2 separate regions of the Homo sapiens genome follow, and region 2 is linked to region 1. Evidence: read pairs that join two places in POLR2A ChIA-PET (ENCODE). Cell type or tissue: PC-3. All regions are shown on one strand. Each heading gives the region's core, and the rest is flanking DNA. Links, peaks and the distances in the headings are about the cores only.

The links. ChIA-PET counts read pairs that join two places held together with the same protein. Peaks named below come from ENCODE experiments on the same cell type or tissue, not always from the same donor. Only the 100,000 strongest peaks of a DNase experiment are listed, where the experiment ranks them.
Region 2: POLR2A ChIA-PET joins it to region 1 with 6 read pairs; 2 of 35 experiments call an interaction of 5 or more read pairs at or near these places.

Annotation. Positions count from the first base shown.
Region 1 is chr3:57,701,185-57,712,456 of GRCh38, forward strand. No RefSeq gene overlaps it. Among named protein-coding and RNA genes, the nearest start is that of DENND6A-DT, 14 kb to the left of the region's middle. In PC-3, for the core only: no CTCF peak of the experiment used is centred there; a DNase peak (open chromatin) is centred at 5,497; H3K27ac peaks cover 1,866 bases.
Region 2 is chr3:57,417,117-57,422,116 of GRCh38, forward strand. It overlaps DNAH12 (dynein axonemal heavy chain 12), which reads right to left. Exons shown (of 74, transcript NM_001366028.2): 36 at 4,402-4,590; 37 at 2,251-2,402. Among named protein-coding and RNA genes, the nearest start is that of DNAH12, 120 kb to the right of the region's middle. RefSeq lists a silencer at 30-205. In PC-3, for the core only: no CTCF peak of the experiment used is centred there; no DNase peak of the experiment used is centred there; H3K27me3 peaks cover 268 bases.

The DNA.
Region 1 (11,272 bases), core at 3,343-8,342:
CCTCAAAGTGCAAGAGCAGTGATGCTGGCAATTAGGATATACCAAAGAGAAACCATAAAGTGTTTCTTTTAAGTGAAAAGGTAGACGTTCTTTTTTTTTTTTTTTGAGACAGGGTCTTGCCAGGCTGGAGTGCAGTGGCGCTATCATGGCTCACTGCAGCCTCCCAGGTTCAAGCGATCCTCCCAGCTCAGCCTACCAAGTATCTGAGACTACAAGCATAGGCCACCACACCCACTTAATGCTTGTATTTTTTTTGTAGAGATGAGGTCTCCCCATGTTGCCCCGACTGGTCTCAAACTCCTAGCCTCAAGTAATCTTCCTGCCTTGGCCTCCCAAACTGGTGGGTTTACAGGTGTGAGCCACGGTGCCTGGCCAAAAGTTCTTGACTTAATAAGCAAAGAAAAAACTCATATGCTGAGGTTGTTAAGATCTACAGTAAGAACAAATCTATCTGTGAAATTGTGAACAGTATTGTTATACTTGTTACATTTGTTATCAATTATTAATCTATTACTGTGCCTAATTTATAAGCTAAACTTTATCATTATGATGTTTTATATATAGGGAAAAACTTAGTGTATATATGGTTTGGTACTATCTGCAGCTTTAAGCATCTACTGTGGGGCCTTGGAACATATTCCCTATGGAAAAGGGGAAACTACTGTATCTATTCTATGCCTGTGTGACCATTGTATTTTGGAAGCACATAGTTATCTGATTCAGAAGATCGTAGCTGGAGAGGAATTTTGTCTTAGGTTGACTCTGCCTCAAGTGTCACTCATATCTGATTTAGACGGTATTTAAATAAGTGTTTCAACTTCAGGTAGAGTTGATGGTGGAACAAGATAAGACTTTTCGAGTTATTGGGATGGAATGGTTTTTTTTTTTTTTTTTTTTTTGAGACGGAGTCTCCCTCTGTCACCCAGGCTGGAGTGCAGTGGTGTGATCTCTGCTCAAGGCAACCTCCGCCTCCTGGGTTCAAGCGATTCTCCTGCCTCAGCCTCCTGAGTAGCTGGGATTACAGGTGTGCACCACCACGCTCGGCTATTTTTTGTATTTTTAGTAGAGACGGGGTTTCACCATGTTGGTCAGGCTGGTCTCGAACTCCTGACCTCGTGATCCACCCGCCTCGGCCTCCCAAAGTGCTGGGATTACAGGCCTGAGCCACTGCGCCTGGGGGAATGGATGTATTTTTGCATGAGAGGACATGAATTTTGGGGGGCAGGAGTAAAATGTTATGAACTGAATGTTTGTGTTCCCCGAAAATTCATACATTGAAGCCCTAACCCGCAATGTGATGGTATTTGGAAGTGAGGTCTCTTGGAGGTCATTAGGTTTAGATAAGTTCATGAGGGTGGGGGTCCCCCCATGATGAGATTAGTGTACTTACTAGAAGAGGAATAGAGACTAGAGCTTGCTGTCTCTCCACCATGTGAGGATGTGAGGACACAGTGAAGACGCTACCATTTTCAAGCCAGGAAAACAGGCCTCACCAAGAATCGAATTGCTTGGCACTTTATCTTGAACTTCCCAGCCTCCAGAGCTGTGAGAAATAAATACATGCTGTTTAAGCAACCTAGTCTGTGGAATTTTGTTAGGGCAGCAGAGCTGACCAAGACAGCCATTATCCATTATTCCCTTTCTCCTTAGTAATGCAGGCTGGCCAGGCACGGTGGCTCATGCCTGTAATCCCAGTACTTTGGGAGACTGAAGTGGGAAGATCACTGAAGCCCAGGAGTTCGAGACCAGCCTTGGCAACATACTGAGACCCTGTCTCTAAAAAAATAAATAAATAAATAAATATATATATATATATATATATATATATATATGTATATATACACACACATATACATACACATACATACACATATATATACACACACAGATACACATCACACACACACACACAAATATGTATGTAATACAGGCTGGTTAAATCTGGGGTGGTACTGATCCCAAGTAAAATACTGTATTTCTCAGACTCCATTGAAGATATATGTAACCATATGAAAAATAAGTGCTGATCAGAATACCTGGTTATATCCTTCAAGAAGCAAGCAGAAAAAAATAAATAAAGTAAGTACTTGTTGCCCTTTTGGAGTTTTCTGTTTTTGGGGTTTTTGTTTGTTTGTTTGTTTTTTTGAGACAAGGTCTCACTTGTTGCTCAGGCTGGAGTGCAACGGTGCTATCTCAGCTCACTGCAGTTTCTGCCCTGTGGGTTCAATTGATCTACCTCAGCCTCCTAAGTAGCTGGGACTATGAGTATGCACCACGACACCCAGCTAATTTTTGTATTTTTGCAGAGATGCGGTTTTTCCATGTTCCCCATGTTGGTCTTGAACCCCTGGACTCAAGAGGTCTGTCCGCCTTGGCCTGCCAAAGTGCTGGAAATAGAAGCATGAGCCACCTCGCCCATGCTTGTTGCCCTTTTACCCCTTTGCTTCCTCCTACTGCCATCCTGGACATGAAGGCCAAAATTTCAGCAGCCATTTTGGGACTATAAAGAAAATATCAAGAGAGTCACATCCATAAGGTGCCAAACCAATGCCAGCAACAGTCTGCCTCTGAACCTCTCGTCACACAAGAAAAACTAACTTATCTGTTTAAGGCACTGTTACTTAGATCTGTCACTGGCAGCCAAATGCAATTTGTAACTGACGTAAGTCAGCTTTTTCATTAGAACTTTTACCATGTGCAAAACTACATCAGAAAGTTCAAATAGTATGTAGAAGTTAGAAACAAATTTGTGTTTAGAGTTGACTTCTTAATTACTTTTATATAAAAACAGACTTGAAAATAGGTTTGTTCTTTTGAAGAAAGACTAGTAGTACTCAGCATTCACTTTGTTCAAATTCTCTCAGTATTCCAAATAACTTTGATGTGGGAAGAGAAGAGGAACCTTACTTGACTTTTGGTGATTGACACTTAATATGTAATGTTGGATTTTTTATTTAGCAGGGAGAGTTGGTGAAGTTAATGATGTACTATTTTTGGAAGATAATTATGAAAAGGGCTTGAAAATCTTATGCTTGGGCACTTTGGACTTCTTTTTAAACTTGCTCTTTGGAGTAAATCAGAGAGAAACAGAAAAGTCTGCTGTTCCTGAATTAAAGGCTTTTGAATTATCTGGGAAATGGTTAAAATGCAAATTCTCATGTGTCATCCCAGAACCACAACTTAAGAAACAGTAAAAAAATTAAAAAAAAAAAATAGACTGCTCGGTTGACCAGATGCCCATTGAATTTTTTTTTTTTTTTGAGAGACAGAGTCTTGCTCTGTCACCCAGACTGTAGCACAGTGGTGTGATCATAGTTTACTTACTGCAGCCTCAATATCCTGGCTCAAGCAATCCTCCCACCTCAGCCTCCCAAGTAGCTAGGACTATAGGTACATGCCACCACACCCAGCTAATTTTAAAAAAAATTTTTTAGAGGTGGGGGTCTCACTATATTGCTCAGGCTGGTCTTGAACTCCTGACCTCAACTGATTCTTCTGCCTTGGCTTCCCAAAGTAGTGAGATTACAGGCGTGAGCCATGGTGCTTGGCCCCTGTTGAAATTTATAAGAAATTACAGAAGACACTGAATAAGAGCAGGTCTATGAAGACAGTGTGATCCTTTGACCTGGGAGGCAGAGACCCTTTCAGAGTGCCCATGAGGTCAAAATTTGTCATAATGGCCAGGCACAGTAGCTCATACCTCATGCTGTAATCCTAGCACTTTGGGAGTCTGAGGCAGGAGAACTGCTTGAGGACAGGAGTTTGAGACCAGCCTGGGCAACATAGTGAGACCACATCTTTAAAGGAAAAAGAAGAAAAAAATTGTCGTAACAACGTTAAGATACTATTTGGTACAAAAAGTAGCCAGGTGTGGTGGCGTGCATCTGTAATCCCAGCTACTTGGGAGGCTGAGGCAGGAGAATCGTTTGAACCTGGGTGGCAAAGGTTGCATGAGATAAGATCACATCACTGCACTCCAGCCTGGGCAACAGAGCAATATTCTATCTCAAAAAAAGACATTATTTGGCCTTTTTCACAATTCTCAAGTAAATAGTGGAGTTTCCAAGTGACTACATGACAGGTACACAATGGAATTAATGGAACGCAGAAGTACATAAGAACCTAGATCTCTTTTATTAAAGAGATCATGACACTTTTAATTAATACAAGTATTGATAATCCATATAACAAAACTTTTTTCATGTCCAGTTTTTCTGACAACCAAAAAATTGCCTAATTAGCAAATTAAACTGGTGTATTTATGAATTAAAGTAAAGATTACTATTTTTTCTTAAATATTTTTGTTTTGGCCAGGAGCAGTGGCTCACACCTATAATCTCAGCACTGTGGGAGGCTGAGGCGGACTGATTGCTTGAGGCCAGGTATGTTCAAGACCAGCCTGGGCAATGTGGTGAAACCCTGTCTCCACTAAAAATACAAAAAAGTAACCAGGTATGGTGGCATGCACCTGTAGTCTCAGCTACTCAGGAAGCTGAGGTGGGAGGATTGCTTGAGCCTGGGAGGTCGAGGCTGCAGTGAGCCAAGATCGTCCCACTGCACTCCAGCCTGGGCAATGGGAGTGAGACCCTGTCTCAAACAACAACACAAAGTTCTGTTTTGCAAAACTAGGATTTTGTTGTTGTTGTTGTTGTTAGTTTAGTTATGGAGTCCCACTGCCTTTACTTGCCCATCATCCATTGTACCCTCTTCTGCTTAAGAGTCCCCAGTTTTCGACGAGGCACAGTGGCTCACACCTGTAATCCCAGCACTTTGGGAGGCCAAGGTGGGAGGATCCTCTGAGGTCAGGAGCTTGAGACCAGCCTAGCCAACATGTTGAAACTCCATCTCTATTAAAAATACAAAAATTAGGCGGGAGTGGTGGTGTGCGCCTGTAATCCCAGATACTCGGGAGACTGAGGCAGGAGAATCACTTGAACCCAGGAGGCGAGACTGCAATGAACCGAGATCGTGCCACTGCAAGCCAGCCTGGGAGACAGAGGGAAACTCCGTCTCAATAAATAAATAAATAAATAAAAAAGTCCCCAATTTTCTAATGGGGAGCCACCTCCCCAGTGATCTCAGTCCATGAGGTTCAAGAGGAGGTAAGCACTACTCCTGGATTCCAGCATGCGCATGTAACCCAGGCCTAGACAATCAGTGTATTCTATATACCTAGAACAATGATGGGTGCAGGCATATCCCCATGCATGACCCGATCAAACAATGCAACTCAACTCTGGGGGTCATTAGAACTGTTCTGAAGGAGGCACTGTCCTGACACTGGGATTGCTGAAAGGATAGAATATAAGCTTGGAGCCTTATCACTCTAAAGGAAGAGCATACCCAACAAAGAAAACGCCAAGAAATAGAAAGAGGAAGACAAAGTCCAAATGACATCATTCAACCCTGGATTCAGCCAAGGCTGAACTTTTCACATACATGAGTCAATAAATTTTCCTTTTAGATTGAAGCCAGCTTGAGCTAGATCTTCTGACATGTGCAACTGTAAGAGTCCTGACTAATATGATTACACATGGTTAATAGTCCTGATTCATTACATTAGTCTTTTAAGTCCTGATTCATTACATTAGTCTTTTACCATGCCAAGTGCTTATATAAAATCTTCCCGGCAGGGCACAGTGGCTCACACCTGTAATCCCAGCACTTTGAGAGGCCGAAGTGGGCGAATTGTCTGAGGTTGGGAGTTTGAGACCAGCCTGGCCAATATGGTGAAACCGGGTCTCTATTAAAAATACAAAAAATTTGAGGCTGGGTGCGGTGGCTCATGTCTGTAATCCCAGGACTTTGGGAGGCTGAGGTGGGCAGATCACGAGGTCAGGAGATTAAGACCATCCTGGCTAACACAGTGAAACCCCATCTCTACTAAAAATACAAAAAATTAGCCGGGCATGGTGGCGGGCGCCTGTAGTCCCAGCTAGTTGAGAGGCTGAGGCAGGAGAATGGCCTGAACCTGGGAGGCGGAGCTTGCAGTGAGTGGAGATCACGCCACTGCACTCCAGCCTACGCGACAGAGTGAGACTCTGTCTCAAAAAATAAAATAAAATAAATTTAAAAATAAATAAATAAAATAAAATTAGCCCAGCTTGGTGGTGCACGCTTGTAATCCCAACTATTCAGGAAACTGAGACGGGAGAATCGCTTGAGCCCGGGAGGCGGAGGTTGCAGTGAGCCAAGATCGCGCCACTGCATGCCAGCCTGGGCAACAGAGTAAGACTCTCTATCAAAAAAAGATAAAAATAAAAAAGGAATCTTCCCTTAGAGTTTATTTGCCCCCAAAAAAGCCATATGATACAATAGTTACCTAATGAATTGTTTCTGGATTTTTATATCCTAAAATAATCTACAAAAACAACCTAAGGGTCCATCAGCAGATGAATGGATAAATAAAATATGGTACAGATACAATGGGGTACAATTCAGCCATAAAAAGGAATGAGATCCTGTCATTTGCAACAATATGGATGGAACTGGAGGTCATTATGTTAAGTGAAATAAGCCAGACACCGAAAGACAAACCACATGCTCTCACTTACTTGTGGGAGCTAAAAATTAAAACAATTGAACTCATGGAGACAGAGTAGAAGGATGGTTACCAGAGGCTGGGGAAGGTAGTGGAGGCATAGGGGGAAGTGGGGATGGTTAATGGGTATGGAAAGTAGATGGGGATGGATACCCCCATTTACCATGATGTGATTATTATGCATTGCACGCCTATATCAAAATATCTCATGTACCCTATAAGTATATATACCTACGGTGTACCTACAAAAATTTTAAAATAAAATAATCTACAATTTTTTTTTTTAAGACAGAGTCTCACTCTGTTGCCCAGGCTGGAGTGCAGTGGCGCCATCTCAGCTCACTACAATCTCTGCCTCCTGGGTTCAAGCGATCATTCTGCCTCAGGCGAGTGGCTGGGACTACAGGCAGTTACCACCATCCTTGGCTAATTTTTTTCTTTTTTTTTTTTTTTTGAGACGGAGTTTCGCTCTTGTTGCCAAGGCTGGAGTGCAATGGCGCAATCTCAGCTCACCGCAACCTCTGCCTCCCGGATTCAAGCCATTCTCCTGCCTCAGCCTCCTGAGTAGCTGGGATAACACGCATGTGCCACCATGCCCGGCTAATTTTGTGTTTTTAGTAGAGACGGGGTTTCTCCATGTTGGTTAGGCTGGTCTCAAACTCCCGACCTTAGGCGATGCGCCCACCTCGGCCTCCCAAAGTGCTGGGATTACAGGTGTGAGACACCATGCCCGGCCAACAAATTATTTTTAATAGGATAAAATAGGGGAAATATCATTACTATAATATAATCATTATCACCTAGTAAAGGATATTTATCTCACCAAAAAATAAACAATTCTCATGAAAAATAATCTTCAAAACAAAAAGAGACAGCGGTTGGGCGTGATGGCTCATGCCTGTAATCCCAGGCTGGTGGATCACCTGAGGTCTGGAAGGAGGCCGAGGCTGGTGGATCACCTGAGGCTGGAGTTTGAGACCAGCATGGCCAACATGGTGTAACCTAGTCTCTACTAAAAATACAAAAATTAGCTGGCTGTGGTGGTGCATGCCAGTAATCCCAGCTACTCAGGAGGCTGAGGAAGGAGAATCACTTGAACTGGGGAGGCAGAGGTTGCAGTGAGCTGAGCTCACACCACTGCACTCCAGCCTGGGCGACAGAGGGAACTCCGTCTCAAACAAAAACAAACAAACAAAAAACAACAAAAACCAAAAAGAGATAGCTCAATTCATTCTCCCCTCCTTCAAATATTTGTTTCATTTGTGAAAAATGCAATGCTAAACTCTGAGGGAGAGCAAACTGAGTAAGATTTTTTTAGGACTTTATAATTTAGCAGGACAGATAAAACATGTATGCAAATAAGTTATTCAGTGTTCCCTGAGAATTACAGAATAAAAATAAATAATATCTAGAAGAGGTTTAAAAAATCTGTAATATTATTAAAGCTGTAAGAGTTTTTGGAGATGTGACAATTCTGTCAACACGTGTGGAGGAAATTACAGTTCAGCGAGCCAGTGACTTAGTTCCCATAGCAAGTCAGTGGCAAAATCCCACTAGAAAACAGACCTCTTAGACACAGTCCAACATTCTTTCTTATTACCCCACCCTACCTCTGTTAGAAGAGAAGCAAAATACCAAGAAGTTTCTTGAACTATAATTTTTCTTCAGCACAACCTGAAATGGAGAGAGAATCTCCAAGACCACACTAAAATAAGTGTGATTCTCTCTCTCTCTTTTAAAAAATCATTTATAGAGGTACAACAGCCAAGACTCTGCCTCAGTTCTCAGAGTTTGGCTTCAACTTTCTGTCATGGTTTTTCTCTCATTGACTTTTGTTTTTTCTTGAATGTGCAACGACTTTGCCTGAGCAAAATCCCAAACAGCTTGTTTTGAACATGTTTGTTCTCTTCTCTCTTCTGGGCAAACTAATGGAGTCTGGGAGTGCAAACGTTAGTTACCTAAGTTAAACTTAATCCAGGAAGTCTTCTTTGGCTGATTTCCCACTTTGGCAGTGCCAGCCTGAACAAAAGACTTAAACACTGCAAATTCTAATTATCTTGTGAGTAAGAGCTTTGTCTACAGGAAGTAAAGAAAATACAAATATTCAAAACTAGCAGTGTTATTCCTAGACATCTTCTTGTCAAGAACTTACAAAGAGGACTTGTTCTCATTAGAAATAATTGCTGTGAAGTACAATTTTTACAGTGTTACTGAGATGGCAACTCCCTACAAATAATTTGAGAGAGTGGATTAAAAATTTGGTTTTAAAGAACAAAGTAGAGGTCTCATACTCCCTGTTTTCGAAACTTACTACAAAGCTACAGCAATCAAAACAGTGTGGTACTGGCATAAAGACAGACCAATAGAGTACCATACAGAGCCCGGAAACAAACCATTGCATAGTCAAATGATTTTTGACTACAGTGCTGAGACCATTCAATGGGGAAAGGACAGTCTTCAAGAGCAAAGGTACTGGAAAACTGTATACCCACATGCAAAAGGATGAAGTTGCACCCTTACCTTTTAACATATATGAAAAACAATTCAAAGCCAGGCATGGTGGCCCATGGCTGTAGTCTCAGCTACTGGGAAAGCCGAGGCAGGAGGATCACTTGAGTTCAGGAGTTCAAGGCTGCAGTGAGTTATGATCATGCCACTGCATGCCAGTCTTGGTGACAGAGTAAGACCATTACCCCCTACTGCCCTGAATCCTCAAAATGGATCAAAGACATAAACATAAGAGCTAAAATTGTAAAGCTCTTAGAAGAAAACATAGGAGAAAAGCTTCACGATACTGGATTTGGCAATGATTTATTGATATGATGCCAAAAGAACAGGCAACAAAAGAAAAAAGAGATAAATTGGATTTCATCAAAATTAAACACTTTTATATATCAAAGGATACCACCAACAGAGTAAAAAGGCAACCCACAGAATGGGAGAAAATATTTGCAAATCCTTTATCTGATAAGGAATTAATATCCAGAATATATAAAGAACTCCTATAACTCAACAACATAAAAACCAACAACCCAATTCAAAAATGGGCAAAGGACTTGAACAGACATTTCTCCAAAAAAGACATACAGATGGCCAATAAACACTTGAAAAGACGTTCAGCATCACTAATCATTAGGAAAATGCAAGACAAAGCCACAATGAGATACCACTTCGCATCCATTAGGATAGCAAAAGAAAGAGAGAGAGAAAGGAAGGAAGGGAGGGAGGGAGGGAGGAAGGGAAGAAGGGAGGAAGAGAGGGAGGGAGGGAATATTAAATTCTGGCAAGGATGTGGAGAAATTGGAACACTTGTTTGTTGTCAGGGGAATGTAAAATGGTGCAGCCTCTGTGGAAAATACTATGGAGTTTCCTCAAAAAAAAAAATTTTTTTTTTTGAGATGGAGTCTAACTTTGTCACCCAGGCTGGAGTGTAGTGGCGTGATCTCGGCTCACTGCAACCTCCACCTCTCAGGCTCAAGTGATTCTCCTGCCTCAGCCTCCCGAGTAGCTGGGATTACTCAGCCTCCCAAGTGGCGGGGACTACCGCCACGCCCAGCTAATTTTTGTATTTTTAGTAGAGACGGGGCTTCACCATGTTTGTCGGGCTGGCTTCGAACTCCTGACCTCAAGTGATCCACCTGCCTTGGCCTCCCAAAGTGCTGGGATTACAGGCATGAGCCACCGCGCCTGGCAAAAAATTAAACATATTCATAAATTTAGCTATGATGCAGCTTGCATGCTTTCTCCTTTTCCTTAATTATGTGAAACTGAAGAGTTGCTTGTCTTGTTTTCCTTTATAGAACTTTGTTTTTTCTTTTTCTTTTTTTTTTTTTTCTGAGACAGGATCTGGCTCTGTTGCCCAGGCTGGAGTGCAGTGGCACAATCTTAGCTCACTGCAACCCCCACTTCCTGGGCTCAAGCCATCCTCCCACCTCAGCCTCCCGAGTAGCTGGGACTACAGGGGCACAGCATCACACCTGGCTAATTTTTGTATTTTTTGTAGAGATGAGGTTTTGCCATGTTGCCCAGACTGATCGTGAACTCCTGAGCTCAAGTGATCTGCCCATCTTGGCTTCCCAAAGTGCTGGGATTACAGGTGTGAGCCACCATGCCCATTCAGAAGTTTTTTTCTTAATGTGAAAGTAATTTGACCAAGTTTTTTTTTCTTTTTTTTGTTCATTTTGAGATGGAGTCTCACTCTGTCACCCAGGCTGGAGTGCAGTGGCGCAACTGCAACCATCGCTTCCTGGGTTCAAGCTATTCTCCTGCCTCAGTCTCCCGAGTAGCTGGGACTACAGGCACTTGCCACTACACCCAACTAATTTTTGTATTTTAGTAGAGATGGGGTTTCACCATGTTGGCCAGGCTGGTCTTGAACTCCTGACCTCAAGTGATCCACCCGCTTCGGCCTCCCTAAGTGCTGCAATTACAGGCGTGAGCCACCGTGCCCGGCCTTGACCGAGTTATGATGCATTATTCTCTTTTTTAAAAAATCCCCTCCTTAAACAGAGCTATAAAGTGGCCAAATCTGAGAACAATCACATTCATTTTAGTTATAATAAATTTAATATTTGTAAATATAAAAAAGTTTAAACACAAAATTACAATATGATCCAGCAATTCCACTTCTAGGTATATACTTGAAGTGAAAGCAGGGACTCAGACAGATATTTGCATACCAGTGTTCATAGCAGCTTTATTTACAATTGCCAAAAAGTGGAAACAACCCAA
Region 2 (5,000 bases), core at 1-5,000, 290 kb before region 1:
GCAAATGCCTGTAATCCCAGCTACTTGGGAGGCTAAGGCAGGAGAATCGCTTGAACCCGGGAGGCAGAGGTTGTGGTGAGCTGAGATTGTGCCATTGCACTCCAGCCTAGGCAAGAAGAGTGAAACACCTTCTAAAAAAAAATTTAAAAAAAGACAAATACAAAGGCCAGCACTGAAACTGAGTAATAGCCATATTCAGTTCTAAGGGGTCATCTAAGTGAGCCAAACTATGCTAGTATTAATTTTGAAAACTGTTACTGAAATATGAACACAAAATTAAAGTTCTTTTAGAAACAGAGTGACCCCTGAGAATTCATCTACATGTTCCAGTCTGAGTAACATTAGCTCTATGAAAATTTATTAAAATAGTATTAATAAATTTCTGTTCTTAACTTGGGGTCCATGAGCCAACTAAAAACATTCATAGAATTCAGAGAATCTGTGAACTTGAATGACAAAAATGTTATACCTTTACTTTTTGCTATCCTCTAAAATGTAGCAATTGTATGAATAGTACCTGTGTCTTTGTCACCAGTAGAAATCATAGCTATTATCCTACACATTACAATTGTTACAGTATCTCAAAAATATCACTCATGCCCATTCCTTCTTCAAAGGTATTATAGTCATCAGATCCACTGACAGATCTTGTTATTTAATGTGTTAATAAAGAAACATATATATATTACTACTATGGCCCAAATATGTTCAATATTTTCATAAATGTATTTCGATATAAAAAGAAAAAAACAGGCTGGGCACGGTGGCTCAAGCCTGTAATCCCAGCACTTTGGGAGGCCAAGGTGGATGGATCATTTGAGGCCAGGAGTTCAAGACCAGCCTGGCCAATATGGTGAACCCCCGACTCTACTAAAAATACAAAAAATTAGCCTGGCGTGGTGGCAGGTGCCTGTAATCCCAGCTACTCAGGAGGCTGAGGTAGGAGAAGTGCTTGAACCCAGGAGGCAGAGGTTGCAGTGAGCAGAGATGCTGGAATGCACTGCATTCCAGCCTGGGAGACAGAGCGCAAGCGACTTGTCTGAAATAAATAAACAAATAAATAAATATATATATGGTTTACTTTATAATTCTATTTGTACTTATTTAAAAGTATTATTCTGACAAATGGTTCTTGGCACAAAAGAACTGTATTGCCAGGCACGGTGTAATCCTAGCACTTTGAGAGGCTGAGGTGGGTGGATTGCTTGAGCTCAGGTGTTCAAGATGAGTCTGGGCAACCTGTCTCTACAAAAAAAAAAAAAAAAAAAAAAAAAAAAGCCAGGCATAGTGGTGCATGCTTGTAGTCCCAGCTACTTGAGAGGCTGAGGTGGGAGGATCGCTAGAGCCTGGGAAGTCAAGACTGCAGTGAGCCGTGATCGCACCACTGTAGTCCAGCCTGGGTGACAGAGTGAGACCCTGTCTCAAAAAAAAAAACAAAAAACTGCTATACTAGAAATGTCACAGAATTGGCAATTGTCTTCCTTGCTTAGCTTCTAAATGCAAAAATGCAACTACGGACACAAAATAGGGGTAAACTAATTTTCCCTCATAAGCTATTTTTCCTGTTTTTTTGTTTTTTTAAATGAGATAAAATTGGTCACAGAATGCATTCAGGAACAGCTTCTTTATCAAAAAAATGACATTTATGATTATATAAACTTGTCTAGTTTAAATAGTATGAATGGTAAATTATACCTAGTGTTTTAAAAGAAAAATAACTATTAAATGTTATTAAGAAAGTTGGTATGGATATGCAAACAGTACACATCTAGGCTTTTGATCAGTTTCATGTGTCTTTACTTTTGATGGACTCTTCTGAGTTTTTAATATTCACCTTAAGTTATGGAATCCAGAACTGGCATAGGACATAGGTGAAAAATGCTAAATGTAATAGGAGAATGTGGATCATGGTTACTTTGATGTCTCAGGAGTACGCTGAATCTTTAATTAGACTGCATACCTTTTTAACAGTAACACAGCAGCAGGCTTTCAGTGTGCTGTTACAAATCAAAAATGTAAGGCAACTTATGAGGCAGCAAAGTATGATGGCAAGGGCTTTGGAGTGGGCAATGGGAAATGTGTATTCCAGGTTTGCCAATAGCAACAGATGTCACTTTCAACATGCCAACAAGTCCCCCAGGATTTCAGTTACCTGAAAAGGGATGATCTCGAATACTTCAAAAATTGCCATAATCCTATTAAAATGGTACTTTTACATTCAAAATGCTTGTTTATAGCAGAGTTCCTTACTTTGCATAGGTAATACTCAAATCCATTAGAAACGTATATCTAATTGTGTCCATCGTAGGGACTATGATATCTTGAATCTTGATTTGTTTATCTCCTAAATTAGTATTTTTAATTAATTCATTCCAATGGACCCAGCGACCTTTGTTTTTCAACTACAAGAAAATATAAGTTTTAAAATATTAAAACCATGTACTTGCTGTATCTGAAAGGCTCTTTTCAACATGTATACTATTATATTAGCTTTTAAAAACTTAAGTCTTCCCCCTTTTAATGAAATATTACATTCACATAAAAGAACACATATAGCATATTTTAAGTCATAAGCAGATTAATAAAATAAGCATTCATGAAAACACCAATTTAAAAAATATATTTTTTCAATTTTCATTTTTAATAACCTGAAAAATATAATGTAACTTTTGTTATCACATATTCAACATATCTAACATTTCAGATACTTTTGCCTTTATGTCTTCTTAACACTCCAATATTCCCCAAATGCCTTCAAGATGTCCTTTTGCATACATTGAGTATTTATTTGAAAGCCACTCTAATGTACTTCAAGTTACAATTTCCTGGGTTTTGGCTTTACTTTTTTATATTTTAAAACAAATGGGCAATAATCTAACTAAAAATAAAATATCACATAAAACCACTATATTTGTTTCTCTAACATTATTCTCTTTGGCATTTTGATCCAGGCTGAAACAACCAGGATATATATCAGCATAGCTGTATTAATTGTTATGATACTGAAATTCTTCTGAATCACTGGCTAAATAACTGCTGTCCTGACACCCCTGAGTGCCTCCCAATCTTCACTCCACCCCCAACCATTATCTTCTTCTGCAGGTTGTTTTGACCCCTCCCTGGAGAACCCCAGCCCTTCCACTGTTAAGTAAAAAAAGTTTTAATACCTGCCAAAGTAGCCCCCTAAGACCCGATTCCAGAGCTGTGGCTGGAATCTCACAATCTTTTCCTATTTTCCAGCAAATTGTACACGTATATGTTACATGTTTGAATTGTGGTAACTTTGTAAGTTTGGGTGAATGTTTCTTTAGTAATTCATATTTGTATTTTTTTAAGTTTTAGCTTTTATTTTTATCAACATTATATATGTACATATTTTACAGTCAAAAGATTTACAAGGTTAAGAAAAACAGCATTTCCCTACTGTCACTTTCCCTTTCCTAGAGACCTTCACCTTCTCTAAGCTGGATAGTTTGGTATTTATTTTCGATTCTTAAAGAATATGCTTGTGGGCCGGGCGCAGTGGCTCACGCCTGTAATCCTAGCACTTTGGGAGGCTGAGGTGGGTGGATCACGAGGTCAGGAGACTGAGACCATCCTGGCTAACACGGTGAAACCCCGTCTCTACTAAAAATGCAAAAAATCAGCCAGGCGTGGTGGCGGGCACCTGTAGTCCCAGCTACTCGGGAGGCTGAGGCAGGACAATGGCTTGAACCCAGGAGGCGGAGCTTGCAGTGAGCCGAGATTGCGCCACCGCACTCCAGCCTGGACAATAGAGCAAGACTCCGTCTCAAAAAAAAAAAAAAAAAAAAAAGAAAGAAATAAAGAATATGCTTGTGTTACCACCTCTTTTTTCACTTTTAGAGATTACTTTATTGACTTCCCGCTATGGCTAATGAGGATGAAACTCTCTTTCTGGCCAGATTCTTAAAATTCTGTGTTAGCATGGTTTTGGGGAAAGGGTCCTGCACTGTCAGTCAGGAGAACTTGAGTCAAGTTCTGGCTCTGCTAGCCATTAATCTTTTTAGGTTTACTTCCTTATCATAAAACTTGAGATTTAAGTGAAATTATAACTAATGCTCTATCTAGATCTTATGGGGGATGAAATAAAATTTGTATGAATCAAATAATTATTCAAATACTTGCTGTTTAAAAAATGCTTTGGGGAATTATTTAATAAAATGGAAAAATAAATTTAATTTAAATGTGAAATTATAAAAATATTATTAAAGCAAATTTATTTATACAGCCAATAAGTTATGGGAGGTGAAACTAAAAGAAGGGAGCTTAAAAAGCTCACCGCAGGAGTCAAAATAACTCTAGGATGAAAACCCAGGAGCTTTGTCTGCTGGCCTAAGCCTTTGTGTTTTATCTTACCATAACAAGCTTTTTATGTCATACCTCATACATGTAGTCATAGACCAGGCCTTTTTCATCAAATGGGCATTCCCATTTACCCACAGAATCTGGCACTGGGTTTTCATCATCTTTTCCCAGTATGATTAATCGTATGAAAGTATCAAAAACACGACGGCCATCTGTATCACAACTTCCTCCAATCGACCAAATCAAAGAGAATATAAAGCAAGCCTGTTGGTGGAGAAAAAATTTAACTTATAGCAATTATTTTAAAAGGCATTTTAGGAGAAACATTAACCAAAATTCAATATATTAGGATATGCTCAACTTACTTGAACAAGGTCGTAAGTGTAAATAAAGTAGAATGGAGCACTGCTAAGCCACATAGTCATTTCTCTGACAATTTTTATCAAAATGTTTGCATGTCTTTTTTTTTTTTTTTTTTTTTGAGACAGCGCCTCTCTCTGGTTGCCCAGGCTGGAGTACAGTGGCACCATCTCAACTCACTGCAACCTCAACCTCCCCAGTTCAGGTGATTCTGGTGTCTCAGCCTCCCAAGTAGCTGGGACTACCAGGGTACACCACAAAGCCTGACTAATTTTTTGTTTTTGCTTTTTAAGTAGAGACAGGGTTTTGCTATG